2 separate regions of the Homo sapiens genome follow, and region 2 is linked to region 1. A link is a contact called in ENCODE Hi-C or POLR2A ChIA-PET data. All regions are on one chromosome and are shown on one strand. Each heading gives the region's core, a stretch centred on a gene start or an enhancer-like site at or near the end of the contact. The rest is flanking DNA. Distances are from core to core; before and after follow the strand shown. Region 1 overlaps MACF1 (microtubule actin crosslinking factor 1). Region 2 holds the start of NDUFS5 (NADH:ubiquinone oxidoreductase subunit S5).

The links. A loop is a pair of places that touch in the nucleus more often than their neighbours do. ChIA-PET counts read pairs that join two places held with the same protein, here RNA polymerase II (POLR2A). Pooled maps may share reads with other maps.
Region 2: a map of CD8-positive, alpha-beta T cell shows a loop between it and region 1 (3-fold over the local background). The contact joins the promoter of NDUFS5 here to the enhancer-like site in region 1. A Hi-C loop is called at or near these places in 3 of 168 maps with a recorded cell type or tissue (CD8-positive, alpha-beta T cell, gastrocnemius medialis and naive thymus-derived CD4-positive, alpha-beta T cell) and 8 of 50 pooled maps. POLR2A ChIA-PET finds 5 or more read pairs at or near these places in 6 of 52 experiments (GM12878, HEK293, WTC11 and 2 more).

What each region holds. Positions count from the first base shown.
Region 1 is chr1:39,397,035-39,400,616 of GRCh38, forward strand. All of the region lies in intron 58 of MACF1 (microtubule actin crosslinking factor 1), which reads left to right. Among named protein-coding and RNA genes, the nearest start is that of BMP8A, 93 kb to the right of the region's middle. Within about 2 kb of position 1,702, at least 33 of the 41 ENCODE cell types and tissues checked have a DNase peak (open chromatin) inside an H3K27ac peak, as active enhancers do; they include GM12878 and gastrocnemius medialis, where a contact is called at or near this core.
Region 2 is chr1:39,024,316-39,027,897 of GRCh38, forward strand. NDUFS5 (NADH:ubiquinone oxidoreductase subunit S5) reads left to right here and starts at 2,035. Exons shown (of 3, transcript NM_004552.3): 1 at 2,035-2,087. RefSeq lists enhancers at 1,867-2,116, 1,976-2,562, 2,563-3,148.

The sequences.
Region 1 (3,582 bases), core at 452-2,951:
TCTTTGCTACACATGGTGATGGTTCATGGATGGAGGTTAAAAGGAAGTGATTCCATATTCCTTTTAACCCATCCTTACTGGGCAGTTGCTCTGTGCTAGTCCTTGTGGTGGGTACTGGAGTCTCAGATAGTCTCTAGTTAACAGTGTACAGATGTGCCTTGACTTACAGTGAAATTATGTCTGGAAAAACCCATCATAACTCGAAACTATTGTAAGTCAGAAATGCATTTAATGTACCTACTGACAGCCGGGTATGGTGGCTCATGCCTGTCATCTCAGCACTTTGGGAGGCCGAGGTGGGTGGATCACCTGAGGTCAGAAGTTCAAGACCAGCCTGGTCAACATGGTGAAACCCGGTCTCTACTAAATATACAAAAATTAGCCGGGCGTGGTGGCGAGCGCCTGTAATCCCAGCTACTCAGGAGGCTGAGGCAGGAGAATTGCTTGAACCCGGGAGGCAGAGGTTGCAGTGAGCTGAGATCATGCCATTGCGCTCCAGCCTGGGCAACGAGCGAAACTTCGTTCCAAAAAAAAAAAAAAGTAGCTACTGACCATCATAGCTCAGCTTAGCCTACCTTAAACATACTCAGACACTTACATTAGCCTACAGTTAGGCAAAATCATCTATCAGAAAGCCTATTTTATAATAAAGTGCTGACTCGCTCATGTAATTTATTGAATATTGTACTGAAATAGAGAAACTGAATGATTGGGTACTTGAAGTATGGTTTCTACTGAATGCATATCACTTTCACCATCATAAAGTTGAAAAATCTTCAGTTGAACCATTGTTAAGTCAGAGACCATCTATAGTAAGGGAAACAGATACAGAGAATTACAGTGGTACTGATGTAGTGGTAAATGCAGTAAGAAAGATCTGAGTCTAAATGATCTCTGAAAAAAACTCTAAATCAGACATTTAAAATCCTATTTTGCAGATAAGAAAACTTAAGACTTGAAGAGGTTAAAATAACTTGTTCGAGCCACATAGCAAGTAAATATTAGAGTTGGGATTGGGAAGGTCTGTTTGGCACCAAAGTTTATGCTACACCAGTGGTTGTCAACCAAGCATAGCTTTGCAGAGACTCCCACTCCCCGCCACTCCTTTTTTTTTTTTTTTTTTTAAACAGTTTCACTCCCATCACCCAGGCTAGAGTGCAGTGGCACAATCATGGCTCACTGCAGCCTCGACCTCCCAGTCTCAAGTGATCCTCCTGCCTCAGCCCCACAAGTAGCTGGAATTACAGGTGCATGCTGCCATTCCTGGCTAATTTTTGTATTTTTTGTAGAGATAGAGTTTCACCATGTTGCCAAGGCCGGCCTTGAACTCCTGAGCTCAAATGATCTGCCTACCTCAGCCTCTCAGAGTGCTGGTATTACAGGAATGAGCCACAGTGCCTGGCCCAGAGACATTTTTTATTGTTATGACTGGAAAAGCTGCTACTGGCATCTAGTAAGTGCTGCGAAACAACCTACAATACACAGGATGACGGCCCCTTACAATGAAAGAATTATTCAGCTTACTTCTAGAAAGCTAGGGAATTTGATTTTTGCCATCTTCAGATCCCATGACAAGTAAGAGTTAACTGATTAAATAGTTCCACTCGCTGGGGGTGCTTCTGTGGTTTTCCTCTCCTTTTAAGAAAATTAGTTAAGAAATAGTGTTGCTTCCGGGAGTGACTTACACAGATAGAGTCAGGATCTTGGGGAACTAATCTGAGTCAGCGACTGAAGAATTTTCTCTATGCCTGACCAGTCCCCACCCCACACTGCCACAAGGCTCCTGCTGTGGAAATCAATCAGCTGTGTATCTCAGGCTGCTTCCTGTAGGGTGTGTTATGGAATGGCATCAGCCCTTGCACCAGCTGGGAGTACTGATCTCAGTGTGATTTTATCAGACTATGTTTCTTTTGAGCCTTACTGTTTGGAACAAAGGACCCTCTGTTAAGAATGCAGAGAGCTGGTGTGATTGGATAGCTAGCATATACATACATGGTTCCTATGGGAAAAAAACAGACATAAATTATGCTATAGCCCTCTAAAATTTTCATCTCCAAAATGATTTCCTGACCTTCTGTCTGTATTCACAGTTCTTTCTGTAAGTGCTTATCCTTCCCCCAAAGCAATTCGAAGGCCATCTGATCTGATAAATGGTTGTATCCTTCAGAACTAGCCTATTTCTGTGTCTCCAGTCTTGGATGTATTTGATCCCCACTATCTTTCCAGTGTTATTTCCTATATAGACCATACACTACATCCAGTTACCCCAGACACTCCTTATACATTTTAGGTATTTGATTTCTGAAGTCATAGCTCAAGTCCACTTCTTTATAAAGCTTTTTTTTTTTTTTTTTTTTTGAGATGGATTCTGGCTCTGTCACCCAGGCTGGAGTGCAGTGGTGCGATCTCGGCTCACTGCAATTTCTGACTCCCAGGTTCAAGCGATTCTCTTGCCTCAGCCTCCCAAGTATCTGGGATTACAGGCACGCACCATCTTGCCTGGCTAATTTTTTTGTATTTTTAGTAGAGACAGGGTTTCGCCACGTTGGCCAGGCTGGTCTCGAACTCCTGACCTCAGGTGATCCACCCACCTCGGCCTCCCAAAGTGCTGGGATTATAGGCGTGAGCCACCATGCCCGGCCTTATAAAGGCTTTTGATCTCCCCAGCTCACTACTCCTGATCTCTTAATCATTTACAATGTATAACTCACTTGGCTTTTATCACATACCACCTAATTTTGACATTTTCTGATTATATCCATTTGTCCTATCCCCTCAGTTAATTCACTTTTGTGTCCCTTAATGTAGTTAGCATATTGGTATATACACAGTTGGAGATGAGACAATATTTGACTGACTGGATGAACATTCTTTATTTCTCATAAGCCATGTGAGCTCTAGGATTCAAAATGCTATCTACTCTGCAAGACTTGAGGTATATATCCTTGTGTGTCCTGAAGAAATTCTAATCTTAGCCTGATTTCCTCAGTTCTCCATCTTTCTTCTGGGCTTCCTTCCTTCTCTGCTAGTTAGTATATGTTAAGGGAACACAATCTTTTTTCAGTATAAGAGGGCAAAACTAAGAAAGAAATGTGCTACTTCTTATGCACAGAGTCATTGCTACTTACTCAATTAGTTGACAGTTTGGTGTAGTGAAAAAAACTGAATACAAGTTCTAGTCAGAAGTATCCAGGTTTGAATCCTGGCTCTATCATTTACTAGCTGAGTGACCTTCAGGGAAATTACTTAACCTCTCTGAATCTTACTTACTTTAACTGTAAAATACAAATATTGGTAAATCATACCTTTAGGATTTTTATGAAAATTAAATGAAGTGATATATCTAAAAGTATTAGGCTTATATTTGGTGCTCAGCTCACTAGATGATAATATGCTTTTTTTTAAAAAGAAGCTTATCTAGACATATAAATTAGAATATTGTGAAATCTTTTTTTTTTTCATTTTTTGTTTGTTTGTTTGTTTGTTTTTGAGACAGGGTCTCACTTTGTCAATCAAGCCTGAAGTGCAGTGGCATGATCATGGCTCACTGCAGCCTCAACCTCCTAGGCTCAAGCGATCCTC
Region 2 (3,582 bases), core at 785-3,284, 370 kb before region 1:
GGGCAGATCACGAAGTCAACAGATCTAGACCATCCTAGCCAATATGGTGAAACCTCGTCTCTACTAAAAAAAAATACAAAAATCAGCTGGGAGTGGTGGCGCACACCTGTAGTCCCAGCTATTCAGGAGGCTGAGGCAGGAGAATCGCTTGAACCTGGGAGGTGGAGGTTGCAGTGAGCCAAGATTGCACCACTGCATTTCAGCCTGGTGACAGAGTGAAGCTCTGTCTCAAAAAAAAAAAAAAAAAAAGAATTAGCTGGGCACAGTGGCATGTCTGTAGTCCCAGCTACTTGGGAGGCTAAGCAGGAGGATTGCTTGAGCCCTGGAGTTTGAGGCTGCAGTGATCTATGATAGCACTACTGCACTCCAGCCTGGGTGATGGAGTGAGACCCTATCTCAAATAAAATAATAATTATAATAAAGACTGCCAGGCACATGGTGGCATGCACATGTGGTCCCAGCTATTTGGGAGGCTGAGGTGGGAGGATCACCAGAGCCCAGGGAGGTTGAGGCTGCAGTGAACTGTGATTGCACCACTGCACTCCAGCGGGGCAATGGGAGTGAGAATCTGTCTCAAAAGTAATAATTATATATATATATATTTATATATATATATATATATATATATATATATATATATATATATATGTTCTAGTATTTTCCTCCCATACCTCCAATGTATAATATCTCATGCACCCTGTGGTCCACCCCCCAAAGACATACACACAACACTTTAGAGTCTCTGATGTAGTCAAAGGGAGTCATTGGAGGTTCTGGAACAGATGACAGGCATGGTAGCAGTTGATTCACAAACTGAAAGCTGAGACATCAAAGAACTGCGACTGCCTTGGAATGTTTCCCATGTGCTAGCCACCGCCTCAGTGCTTTATACATAAATCAGTTAATCCCTATAGCAAGCCTCCATTGTGAATACCATAATTATCTTAACAGACGAGGAGACTGAGGCACAATGAAGTTAAGAAACTTTCCTAGAGTCACACGAAATTGGTGGGGGCCTACTTTTTTTTTTTTTTTTTTTTTTTTTTTTTTTTTTTTTTGAGACTGAATCTAGCTCTGTCGCCAGGCTGGAGTCCAGTGGCGCGATCTCACCTCACTGCAACCTCCGCCTCCCGGATTCAAGCGATTCTCCTGCCTCGGCCTCCCCCCACTAGCTGGGATTACAGGCACTCGCTGCCACACCCAGCTAATTTTTGTATTTTTAGTAGAGACAGGGTTTCACCATATTGGCCAGGATGGTCTCGATCTCCTGAGCTTGTGATCCGCCCACCTCGGCCTCCCATAGTGCTGGGATTACAGGCCTGAGCCACTGCGCCCGGCTGGGGGCCTACATTTGACCCCACGTGGTGGTTTGGGCTCATAGTCCATGTGCTTAACCACTAGTGGGTAGGCAGGGAGCCAGTGTTCTTTCTCTCCTGTGACTTTGGTGAAGTCTCTCACCACTCAGTGTTGTCGTGAGCATGCTAGGCAGAGTGCAAGAAAGGAGCAAGAACTCACTAATGGCTAGGCCTTCCCTGTGTCTCTGTAATTGATGGGTTTGGGTTTTTTTTCCTTTCTCTCTCTCTACCTCCTCTCTCTCTTCTTCATCCTCTCTCTCTCACTCTCCCCCTGAGATAAGGTCTTGCTCTGTTGCCAGGGCTGGAATGCAATGGAATGGTGTGATCATGGCTCACTACAGCCTCAATCTCCTGGGCTCAAGGGATCCTCCCACCTCAACCTCCTGAGTAGCTGGAACCACAGGCATGCACCACCTCGCCCGGCTAATTTTTTATTTTTTGTAGAGAGGGGAGTTTCGCCATGTTGCCCAGGCTGTTTTCGAACTCCTGGGCTGAAGTGATCTTCCTCCCTCAGCCTTCCAAGGTGCTGGGATTGCAGACGTCAGCCACCGTACCAGGCCAACGGGCTCGGTTTCTATGGTTTTGTGGGGAGACGGCTGAGGGAAGGTCGGCTTCCGGCGTCGCGCTGCAAACGTCTCGCTGAGGTCATCCTTTACGGCAGGCGTCCGCGTCGCTAGCTAGTCGTTCTGAAGCGGCGGCCAGAGAAGAGTCAAGGGCACGAGCATCGGGTAGGTAGGGGCTGCTTATGTCCGCGCGGCAGCTTAGCTTAAGGACCTTCCTTCCGAGGTCTCTTTAACAGATTTCCTCTTGGCTTGCTGTGTGTCCCCTTCTCCCAGACCTGAACTCAGGGCGTGTTCCCTGCCCTCCCAGGCCGCTTCACCTCCACAGCTAATGGCACCGAAGCCTGGAGATTGCCGCTCTCTCCACTTTCCACATTTGTTTAGGTTTTTGCCGGACTAATGTTTTGGCTTTCTGTTTCTTAACCTAAAGTCTACGATCCTTATCCCAGCTTTCCAGGCTCTGCGTGATTTCGGCCCCGCCGGCCTCCTGAGCTCATTTCATTCTTTTCACCGTCATGCACGCTGCGCTCCATTGTCCCCCAAACATAGCCAGCACTTCCGGCTGTAACTCCGGGCTGTTGCCCAACTGGAACACTCTGCCCACTGATCTTCACTTGGCGAACTCGCAAGCCATGTTAAAGGCATTTTCAAGTCTCCGGGCAGAGTTCGTGCTTCCTCCTTCGAGCTCTTACCCACTCGTGTTCCTTGCAGTGTATTCGCAATTCCGAGTGTGTGTCTCTGGTGCTTACGTTGGAGCTGCTTTCCCCCGCATCTGAGTGCCTGGAACGTAACTACTCAGTAAATGATGACTGAGGGATGGGAAGGAACTTAAGAAGTTAAATTCACCTTTTTGTTGAGATGGAGTTTCGCTCTTGTTGCCCAGGCTGGAGTGCAGAGTGGCGCGATCTCGGCTCACTGCAGCCTCTGCCTCCCGGATTCAAGCGATTCTCCTCCCTGAGACTCCCGAGTAGCTGGGATTACAGGCATGCGCCCCCACGCCCGGCTAATTTTGTATTTTTTTAGTAGAGAGAGGGTTTCGCCATGTTGGTCAGGCTGGTCTTGAACTCGCGGCCTCAGGTGATCCGCCCGCCTCGGCCTCCCAAGGTGCTGGAATTACAGGCGTGAGCCACTGCGCCCAACTAAATTCACCTTTAAATCTACCATGAGTACACATTTATATTGATATTTGTGGGTGTGCGCGCGCTTCCTTTCAGTCATTTTAGGCAGTCAGGGTTTGTTTTTGTGTGTGTGTTTTTACATTTAACATTATTATGTATTTGCATGTAAATTTTTTTCCCTACTGTCTGTAATAGTCTACAAAGTAAGTCTTAACCCATTTCTTTCGCTCTGGTTTTTTTTTTTTTTTGAGACAGGATCTCGCTTTGTTGCCCAGGATGGAGTGCAGTGGCCAGGTCATAGCTCACTGAAGCCTTGAACTCCTGGCCTCAGTCTCCTGCCTCAGCCTTAGGAGTAGCTGGGACTACAGGCGCACATACCACCACAAGTGCCTTTTTTTTTTTTTTTTTTTTTTTTTGAGACAGAGAACCTGACCAAAGGATCCAAATTCTTTTTTTCTTCTTCTTCTTTTTTTTTTTTTTTTTTTTTTGAGACAGAGTCTCGCTCTGTCGCCCAGGCTGGAGTACAATGGCGGATCTTGGCTTATTGCA